2 separate regions of the Homo sapiens genome follow, and region 2 is linked to region 1. The links are chromatin contacts, found by Hi-C or POLR2A ChIA-PET in ENCODE. All regions are on one chromosome and are shown on one strand. The core of a region is the stretch at or near the end of the contact, and the rest is flanking DNA. Distances in the headings are between cores, read along the strand shown. Region 1 overlaps NAP1L1 (nucleosome assembly protein 1 like 1). Region 2 has its middle 23 kb from the start of LNCOG.

Region 1 (5,197 bases), core at 1-2,500:
CAAAAAGCACAGTCACCAGATATTACCTTCAAAGTTCTAGTCTATCTGTGTAAACACCGCCGTTGCCCATAACAAACCTTAATCCCATCAAAATTACTGCTACCACACCCCTCCAAAGAGAACCACTAAGGTGACCAAGATGTGTAGGAAAAACCATTTTAGTAAAAAAAAAATGTAAAAACTAATTAAAAATGAAGACTTAAGCATAATAAACAAGAAAAGCAACAGAAATACTAATTTGGTCCATTGCCTCACCCCATGGTGTTCTTAATCAAAACATTATATTCTCTTTACCAAACAACATAAAATAGCAATGCTAGAGAGGTGGAACACTTAACACAGCACTGAATGTGTGTCACAGCTCTGCCATTATTCATTGTGGGCAAGTCACTTAGAAGCCTCCATGTCTTCACTTGAAAATGGCAACAATCCTCAGCCTACCATGAAGTTAAAAAAAAAAAAAGAATATAATGAATCTACAAACTAAAAACTGTAAGCCAGGCGCAGTGGCTCACGCTTGTAATCCCAGCACTTTGGGAAGTGAGGTGGGTGGATCATTTAAGGTCAGGAGTTGGAGACCAGCCTGGCCAACATGGCGAAACCCCATCTTTACTAAAAGTACAAAAAATTAGTCAGGCATGGTGGCGCACGCCTGTTATCCAGTTACTGGGAGAAGGAGGCAGAAGAATTGCTTGAACCCAGGAGGTGGAGGTTGCAATAAGCCGAGACTGCACTCCAGCCTGGGCAACAGAGACTCAAAAAAACTATAAAAATAGGCTGGGCACAGTGGCTCAGTGGTTCAAGCCCATAATCCCAACAGTTTGGGAGGCTGAGGTGCGAAGATTGCTTGAAGCCAGGAGTCTAAGACCAGCCTAGGCAAGAAGACTCTGCCTCTACAAAAAAAAGTAGATTAAGCTGGGCATAGTAGCTTCAGATAGTCCTAGCAACTTGGGAGGCTGAGGTGGGAGAATAGCTTGGGCCCAGGAATGAGCTGCAGTGAGCCAAGATCATGCCAGTGTACTCCAGCCTGGGCAACACAGCAAGTCCCTGTCTCTTAAACAAAAAAACTATAAAATGTAAGGAAATAATGACTTTTTGAGTACAGATGGTGGTGCCAGGTTGAATAACAGTTCATCTGCATTATCATTCTTACAAAAAGGAAAAATATTTCCTAGGTATAAAAATACAACTGATGCTCTAGGGAGGCCCTGGCCGGGGAAACGAGTTGCATTTGTCGGCTCAGCTGGCAACAGTGGCGGGAGCAGAGCTGGCGGGGCCTGTGCAACTGCCTGGGTTTGTGAAATGGCTGCTGACGTTTCCGATTCCAATAGGGCTGACTGCAAAGGAGACCCAAGGAACAGAGCCAAGTTAGATGCTGATTACCTACTTTGAGTCCTTTATTGTGGAGTCTGTTCATTACCAATAGAGTACTGTGAATATATGCCTGATGTTGCTAAATGTAGACAATGATTAGAGAAGAATTTTCCAAATGAATATGCAAAACTTACTGTGGAAAATTCACCCAAACAAGAAGCTGGAATCTGTCAAGGTCAAGGAACAGCAGGGGAAGAAGAGGAGAAGAAAAAACAGAAGAGAGGTGGAAGGGGTCAAATAAAACAAAAAAACAAAGACGGTACCACAAAAGGTTACTATAGCCAAAATTCCCAGAGCAAAGAAATATGTGACAAGGGTTGTGGCCTTGTAACTTTTGAAATTGATCTTAAATCACACAAAGATTTTTTGCTCAAAAATTCTCCTGTGGTGCCTCAGTAACAGAGGAGGATGAAATTATCATTCAAGGAGACTTTACAGATGACATAATTGAGGTCATTCAGGAAAAACAGACAGAAGTAGATGATGACAGCATCGAAGATCTTGGAGAAGAAGTGAATTTGAAAATTTGTCTGTAGTTAATGGCCTGAACTGACAGTAGATATGGCCAAAGGGAGAGAGGCCTACATATATATATATATATATATATATATATATGTATTCTACAGTAAAACTGTAGACTGCCTTCGTTCTTGGCATTTTCCCTGTTCTGTACAAGGCTGCTTATTTTTTTATTGCCAAAGTCAAATAAACAGGAGAGACTGTCATGCTCATACATGAACAGAATTTAGTCAAATAAAAAATTTTGGTTATTTGGTACTTTTTTTTTTTTTTTTTGAGACGGAGTCTCACACTGTCGCCTGGGCTGGAGCGCAGTGGTGCGATCTCGGCTCACTGCAACCTCGACTTCCCGAGTTCAAGTGATTCTCCTGCCTGAGCCTCCCGAGTAGGTGGGATTAGAGGCACCCGCCTCCACACCCAGCTAATATTTTGTATTTTTAGTAGAGATGGGATTTCACCATGTTGGCCAGGCTGGTCTCGAACTCCTGACCTAGTGATTGGCCCACCTAGGCCTCCCAAAGTGCTGGGATTACAGGCATGAGCCACTGCGCCTGGCCTTTCTCTTTCTCTCTTTTTATTTTTTGAAAAACCCGGTAGACTTTGCGGTGACCATTTTTGTTGATTATTTTACTGATCTAAAGCTGAGTGATTTTTTAAAAGAATTTGAATTTGGCTTCCTCACCAATAATATGTCTCCTTGCTTCTCTGATGTGATAGTTTTGAGATGGGTGAGAATCTAATATATCTGTGGTTGAATTTGCTTTGCTGTTATCAAGTCCACCCTATGGGCACAATAACATACTGTTGGTAGGAGTTGTTGGAGCTATTCTGGAGATTATTTGGTAAAGTATACTAAAAGCCTTAAAACCACGTATGTGCACTGTTTGAACCAGTAAGCCACTTCTTTGAAATTAGAAGACATTAGAAGAAACAATAAGCCTTGCAATAAAACTTATGGATGAAAGTATTCATCACAATATGATTTATAATAAAAAATTGCAAATGTTATAAGTGAACAATTGGAAAATGGTTAAGGAAGTGATGGTGCACTGTGTGGTATGTTTATGTTTAAAGATGTGGTATGCATATGTTTAAAGAATCATATTTTCTAAGATTATTTGGAAACATGTTTGGTAATGTCAAGTGGGGGCACCCCAGATACATTTTAGACATTTAATCATCATCGTTCTGAGAGGAAGGCCATTCAGAGATGCTAGAGGTTCTTATTCTGGATATAAATTACATGAGTAAAATTCTACTAACCAATTAAAAATAATGTACAACCATGTTCAATATACAGTCCTGGAAATAGCAATTATGTCTTTTCACAAGAGAAAATGACAGTTTTAATGCTCCATCAGATGAATTCGAACTTTAAGTCAGGTGCTGCAAATTGGAAATAAGACTTGTGGTGTTTTAAACTGCTGTGGACACTTAAGAAACTTAGAACCCATGAAACCGCTGCTTATTGCCATGCAAATTACAATCTTGAATGACTGTTTTTTAAAAATAAAGTAATAGAAAAACGTGTAATAAAGACGTAAAATTAAAAAATGAAAAAATACAACTGGTTATATAATATTGTACTCCATCATTAAATGCTAACATTTCTGACAAGTCCTAAGATTTTATCATCTTAAAAACATACCAAAATAAAGTTGGTACTAACCGAAATCTCATCTTCTTCATCTGGTTTCCATTCACATTCTTCTTCCGTAGGTTCATAAATTGCATTAATAATTTCAAATCGCTAAAATGATTTAAAAAAAAAAGGCTGTATAAAAACACTGGCATCCAAGCTAAAACCAGTGGTTTCTCACTAAGAAGTCTTACAAATTTAACAAATGCATACCACAACTTTAACTGCTATTATTGATAGTTCCTCCAAGTGCTGCCTCTAATAACAATTTCAATGAGAGTTCTAAAGATTAACCTCTTCCAAGTCTGCTTATGTTTCTAGAATTCGTCTTCTAGAATGTTAAATTAAACAAAGTAGGAGAAAGCATTACCTTATCAAATAGAGGCTGATAGAGAACAGCATACTTCCTTTCAAGATCGTGAACTTCCTCATAGAATTTGGCTTCTATCTGTGCACATTTAACTTGCAGGTTTTTGAGAGCATTCACTCGTCTTTTAACTACCCTAGGCAGGCTGAAAGGTTAGAAATCAGTTATATAGCATCAGAGTAAAATGGAAGTCACACTTCTTTTGTCATACTGAAACTGAAGCATTGGAGTTAGTGAATGACAGGTTTTTTATCTGAAGCAAAAGGTAGATTCAAAGTAAATAAAAATCAAATAGATATAAATACATTGATCCACTGGCTATATTTCAAAAGTAGAAATGTAACTGGGTAAATTGATAAACAAAATGTAAATCATATTGTCAACCCTAAATCTTTACCCAAGTTAAGTGTTGGACTTGTCATTGCTGAAGTCATGGACAGACCATCTTAATTCTGAGAACAATGATTACTTGGATTTTTCTTTTACATATATCTCACCCATACAAGTTATTAGGAAAAAGGAGGGGAGCATAGACATATCAGGAAAAAGGACAAGATTCCACACACCATTATTTTTTTAGTCTCCATATTTAATTAGGAATTAGTAATTACATTATTAAATACAAGTGTAACATACTATAAAGAGGAGACATGTATTTTTAAAATAACAGCTTTAGGGCCAGGTGCTATGGCTCACAACTGTAGTCCCAGCACCTTGGGAAGCCGAGGCAGGTGGATTCCTTTAGCCCAAAAACTCAAGACCAGCCTGGGCAACATGACAAAACCCTGTCCTTACAAAAAATACAAAAATTAGCTGGGTGTGGTGGTGCATGCCTGTGGTCCCAGCCACTTGGAAGGCTAAGATGAGAGCATCACCTGAGCCTGGGATGTCGAGGCTGAATTGAGCAAGATTGCACCACCACTGCACTCCAGCCTGGCTGACAGAATGAGACCCTGTCTCAAAAATAAATAACAGCTTTGATGAGATAAAGTTCATACACCATACAATGAACTGTGAAGCACTATTTTGTTAAAATTTTATTTTAGGTTTAGGGGTGTATGTGAAGGTTTGCTATACAGATTATTTTATCACCCAAGTATTAAGCCCAGTACCCAATACTTAATTTTCTGCTCCTCTCCCTCCTCCCACACTCCACCCTCAAGTAACCCCAGTGTCTGTTGTTTCCTTCTTTGTGTTCATGAGTTCTCATCATTTAGCTCCTACTGGTAAGTAAGAATGTACGATATTTGGTTCTCTGTTCATGTGTTAGTTTGTTAAGGATAATAGCCTCTAGCTCC
Region 2 (4,684 bases), core at 1,351-3,850, 180 kb after region 1:
ATGGACTCACAGTTCCACATGGCTGGGGACGCCTCACAATCAGGGTGGAAAATGAAGAAAGAGCAAAGGGACTTCTTACATGGCAGAGGGCAAGAGAGAGCTTGTGCAGGGGACCTCCCATTTATAATACCATCAGATCTCGTGAGACTTACATTCACTACAACGAGAACAGCGCCAGAAAGACCCGCCCCTGTCATTCAATTACTTCCCACTGGGACCCTCCTATGACATGTGGGAATTATAGTAGCTACAATTCAAGATGAGATTTGGGTAGGATCACAGCCAAACCATATCGGTCTCATTGTCTTATCCAGGCTGGTCTTGAACTCCTGGCCTCAAGTTATCCTCCCACCTGGGCCTCCCAAAGTGCTGGGATCACAGGCATAAGCCACCATGCCCAGCCACAACTTGAATTTTTTTAAGTAATATTATATTGAATAATAATACTTAAGATTTTTGCCTTCTTTTTAAAGAATACCATGAAATATAGATGGTAATAAATATGAATTTTTAATGTACAAAAGTCTTCAGAGATAACAGTCCAACATATTTCAAAGTGTATTCTTTAAATTGTCTAATTTAGAATTACTGAGGCTTTTGTCCAATGAATCCAAATCTCTAGAGGTGGAGTCCAGGAATATCAATTCTTATAACACTCACAGATGTGCATCTGAAAGTTTGAGACCCATTAATCTAGTCTAATTTTTATCCTAGTCAGAAAATGTATCAGCAACATCTTCCAACAGATATCCCAAGCGAACCATCCCAACCCAGCATCCCGGAGCAAGCCAGTTTCTACTTAAACACTTCAGTAAGGCAGATCATGAGAGAATACTCATTCTATTTTCAGATGGCTCTAAATTCTGGAAAGTTCTTTCTTAATATCCTGTACCCCCAAACAGAATATTGGAGCCCTGAGTCCCTGGCCAAGTGTCATCTCTCATACTTTTTCACACAATACCCCTCCAACCTCTATCAGCGCCTTCACCATCTGAAAGACCAAGAACTACAAGCCTTGGGAACCCACCTTCCTCCTCATCAGGCCTAAGCCTGAGATGGAATGGCTGCTGGGCTCAGCTGCTGCCTCTGGTTCTGCTTTAGAGAAGCTGATATTTCTACAGCCTATGTTCAGGCTGACTTTGGAGACCAAAAATTTTATTCCAGGAGATTTTTGTTAATCCAAGCAGCTAGCAAGAACAACTCCTAGCCTGGGCAACATGGTGAAACCCCGTCTCTACAAAAAAATACAAAAATTAGCCAGGCGTGGAGATGTGTGCCTGTAGTCCCAGCTATTTGGGAGGCTGAGGCAGAAGGATTGCTTAAGCCAGGGAAGTGGAGGCTGCAGTGAACTGAAGTCACACCACTGCACTCCAGCCTGGGTGACAGCAAGAATTTATCTCAAAAAAAAAAAAAAAAAAAAGCAAGAATAACTTGTAATCCCAGCACTTTTGGAGGCTAAGGCAGGAGGATCGCTTGAGACCAAACTGGGCAACAAAGCAAAACCCTATCTCAACAAAAAATAAAAATAAAAAATTAGCAGGGCATACTGGCATGCACCTGTAGTCCCAGCTACTTGGGAGGCTGAGGCAGGAGGATTGCTCAGCCCAGGAGTTTGAGGCTGCAGTGTGCCGTGATTTCATTCCAGCCTATGTGACAGGGCAAGACCCTGTCTCAAAAGACACACAAACACACACACACACACACACACACACACACACACAGACACACACGTGCAAGTGCTCCCTTATCAAACTAGGCTAATAAACCTCTCTAGGTGAGAAGCTGAACATTTAACACAGAGGCAGAAACCACAGGCCCACTTTTTTTGAGAGCTTAAATGGGGAAGGATCTGCCATAAAATCATTTCGTTCCAGCCATATCCTCAGTTTTGGGGAAAAACAGAAGAGGGGTGTAATTCTGAGTGTTCTGAGGTAGTTCTAGATGCAGTTACTTCTGCTACTGTAATAAATAAATCCCCAAATTTCAGTGACTTAACAATAGTAACTCTCACCTTCATGCAGAGCAATGGCTGCCGGGGTGGGGCGTAGTCACTCGGGGACTCAGGCTAACAGAGGCCCCACTCTCTGAAAACACATTGCTTCCAAGGTCACCATGAATATTCGCGTTCAGCTAGCAGATAGAATGAGCCAGGGGTAGACAATTTTTAGGTTCATCCCCGAACATGCAGTATACTCATGCATCACTTAATGATGGGGATATGTTCTGAGAAATGTGTCCTTAGGTGATTTCGTCTTTGTGCTTACACAAACCTAGGTGGCATAGCCTACTACACACCTAGGCTAGATGGTATGGCCTGTTGCTCCTAGGCTACAAAACTGTACAGCATTTGACTGTACTGAATACTATAGGCATTGTAACACAGTGGTAAGCATTTGTGTATCTAAACACAGAAAAGGTACAGTAAAAATACAGTATTATCATCTGATGAAACCACTGTTGTATATGCATCCGCCCATTGACTGAAACGTCGTTATGCAGTGCGTGGTGGTACATCACTTTTGCCTCTGTACAATTCACAGAACTCAGGCATGTGGCCACACCTGGCTTCTAGAAGAGCTGGGAAATGCAGTCTGTTTGCCAAGGAGGAAAGGAAAATAATGTGACTCAACCTATCCAAGCTTCCGTCTACTATCAGACAGGCATCTGCAGGTTGTGTGAGTAATTATGGTGTCAGCCCGTCAGTAGATAAAAGCAAGAGGCCTCTAGGGTCTTTATTTCCTGGAGCGCTCTATGAAACTCTATTCTGCCAAATGTGCCCATGGATCTCTTAGAATCTTCCTTTGGTCTTCAACCTCCACAAATTCCTAAGACAAACTGAACACTTTTTTGAGGAATTGGTATTGCTACCAATTCCTTTCAAAAGTACTTCATGACATCAATTGTTATTGTTAGACCCTGTGTTTAAGCCAGTTTTATGGTGTTCGCTGTGTATGTCTCTCGGACTGTCAGATACACATTTTCCTGAATCCCAAGACACGAGGAAGGAGTCCCTTACTGTCTTCGTAAGAGAAGCCTTAGTGAAATCAGGTGTCTGATTCCCTCTGTCTAGGAAAGCCCTGGGGTAAGGTACCAGACCTTCCGCATTTCCTCAGCACTTAGCACTGTCACTTAGCAGGCACCCAATATAAGTATGTTATGTTGAATTCTATTAAACTGCTTCTAGGTTTAACAAGAGTCATTTAATTTTGTAACTCTCTCCAAGTGAGACAGGTTCTCACTCTGTCACCAAGGCTTAAGTATAGTGGTGCAATCACAGCTCACAGCAGCCTAAACCTCCCAGGCCCAAGCGATCCTCCCACCTCCACCTCCTGAGTAGCTGGGACTACAGATGTGTCACCCCACCTGACTAGTTTTAAAATTTTTTGTAGGGGCTGGGTCTTGCTATGTTTCTCAGGCTGGTTTCAAACTCCTGGCCTCAAGCAGTCGTCCCACCTTAGCCTCCCAAAGTGCTGGGATTACAGGTATGAGCCACCATGCTTAGCCTCTCTCCAATTTTTAATTGAAATTTTTATTGAGATAGTTGTAGGTTCACATGCAGAAATAATGTAGAAAATCCCCTGTGTATTTGCTTTGTTTCCTCCAATGGTAACATTTTGCAAAACTATAGTATACAGACAATCAGGATACTGACATAGACACAATCTACCAGTCTTATTCATATTCCTCTCGTTTTACCTGTACGTGTATGTGTGAAAGTGCTATGCAATTTTATCACCTGTGTAGGTTTGCACATCCATCACAACCAAGATGCAAAACAGTTTCAATGCCATAAGGATCTCTAGCGTTGTCCTTTTTTTTCTTTTTCTCTTTATTTATTTATTTTTTGAGCTGGAGTCTCGCTCTGTTGCCCAGGCTGGAGTGCAGTGGTGCGATCTCTGCTCACTACAACTTCCGTCTCCCGGGTTCAAGCAATTTTCCTGCCTCAGCCTCCTGAGTAGCTGGGACTACAGGTGTCTGCCACCAAGCTCGGCTAATTTTTTTTTTTTTTTTTGTATTTTTAGTAGAGACAGAGTTTCACCACGTTGGTCAGGCCGATCTCCAACTCCAGACCTCAAATGATCTGCCCACCTTGGCCTCCCAAAGTGCTGGGATTACAGGCATGAGCCATCTTGCCCAGCCCATTGCCGTTTTCTAACCACACTCACCTCCCTCCCACGCTTTCACCCTGAGTCCTTAACTCCTGGCAAACACTAATTCGCCCACCATCTGTAACATGTTACCTTTTAAAAATGTTGTATAAATAGAATTACACAGTATGTAACCTTTTGGAATTTTTTTTTTACTCAGTAATTCCCTGGTGAGTCAACCAAGTTGTTTTGTATACTAATAGTTGGCTCTTTTTCTTCTATTGCTGAGTATGCTATGCTATGTATGTACCACAGTTGGTTTAACCACTCACCTGTTGAAAGACATCTGGGCTGATTATAGTTTTGAACTATTACAAATAAAGCTATATATTCATGTACAGGTTTCTTCTATTTTTTATAGTTCTAGTTTTTAGGGAAATATTGTGACTGAAACTATCCATCAACCCTCATAGTCTGAAAAGTCCCGGTGCCCTCAGTAATAGCTATCTCTCCTTCCCTTTGCCACCGCCCCACCTCCTTTTTTTTGGCAGCACCCTCACTCCACCCCAGCATAGAGTTTAACCTCTCTGGCTTTA

Evidence for each region. A loop is a pair of places that touch in the nucleus more often than their neighbours do. ChIA-PET counts read pairs that join two places held with the same protein, here RNA polymerase II (POLR2A).
Region 2: a map of PC-3 shows a loop between it and region 1 (2.1-fold over the local background). The contact joins two enhancer-like sites. A Hi-C loop is called at or near these places in 1 of 168 maps with a recorded cell type or tissue (PC-3). POLR2A ChIA-PET finds 5 or more read pairs at or near these places in 1 of 52 experiments (activated T-cell).

Annotation. Positions count from the first base shown.
Region 1 is chr12:76,056,236-76,061,432 of GRCh38, forward strand. It overlaps NAP1L1 (nucleosome assembly protein 1 like 1), which reads right to left. Exons shown (of 15, transcript NM_004537.7): 5 at 3,903-4,044; 6 at 3,563-3,643. It also overlaps the pseudogene DENRP2. Among named protein-coding and RNA genes, the nearest start is that of NAP1L1, 26 kb to the right of the region's middle. RefSeq lists an enhancer at 1-17. Within about 2 kb of position 1,251, at least 2 of the 41 ENCODE cell types and tissues checked have a DNase peak (open chromatin) inside an H3K27ac peak, as active enhancers do.
Region 2 is chr12:76,234,216-76,238,899 of GRCh38, forward strand. No RefSeq gene overlaps it. Among named protein-coding and RNA genes, the nearest start is that of LNCOG, 23 kb to the right of the region's middle. Within about 2 kb of position 2,601, at least 3 of the 41 ENCODE cell types and tissues checked have a DNase peak (open chromatin) inside an H3K27ac peak, as active enhancers do.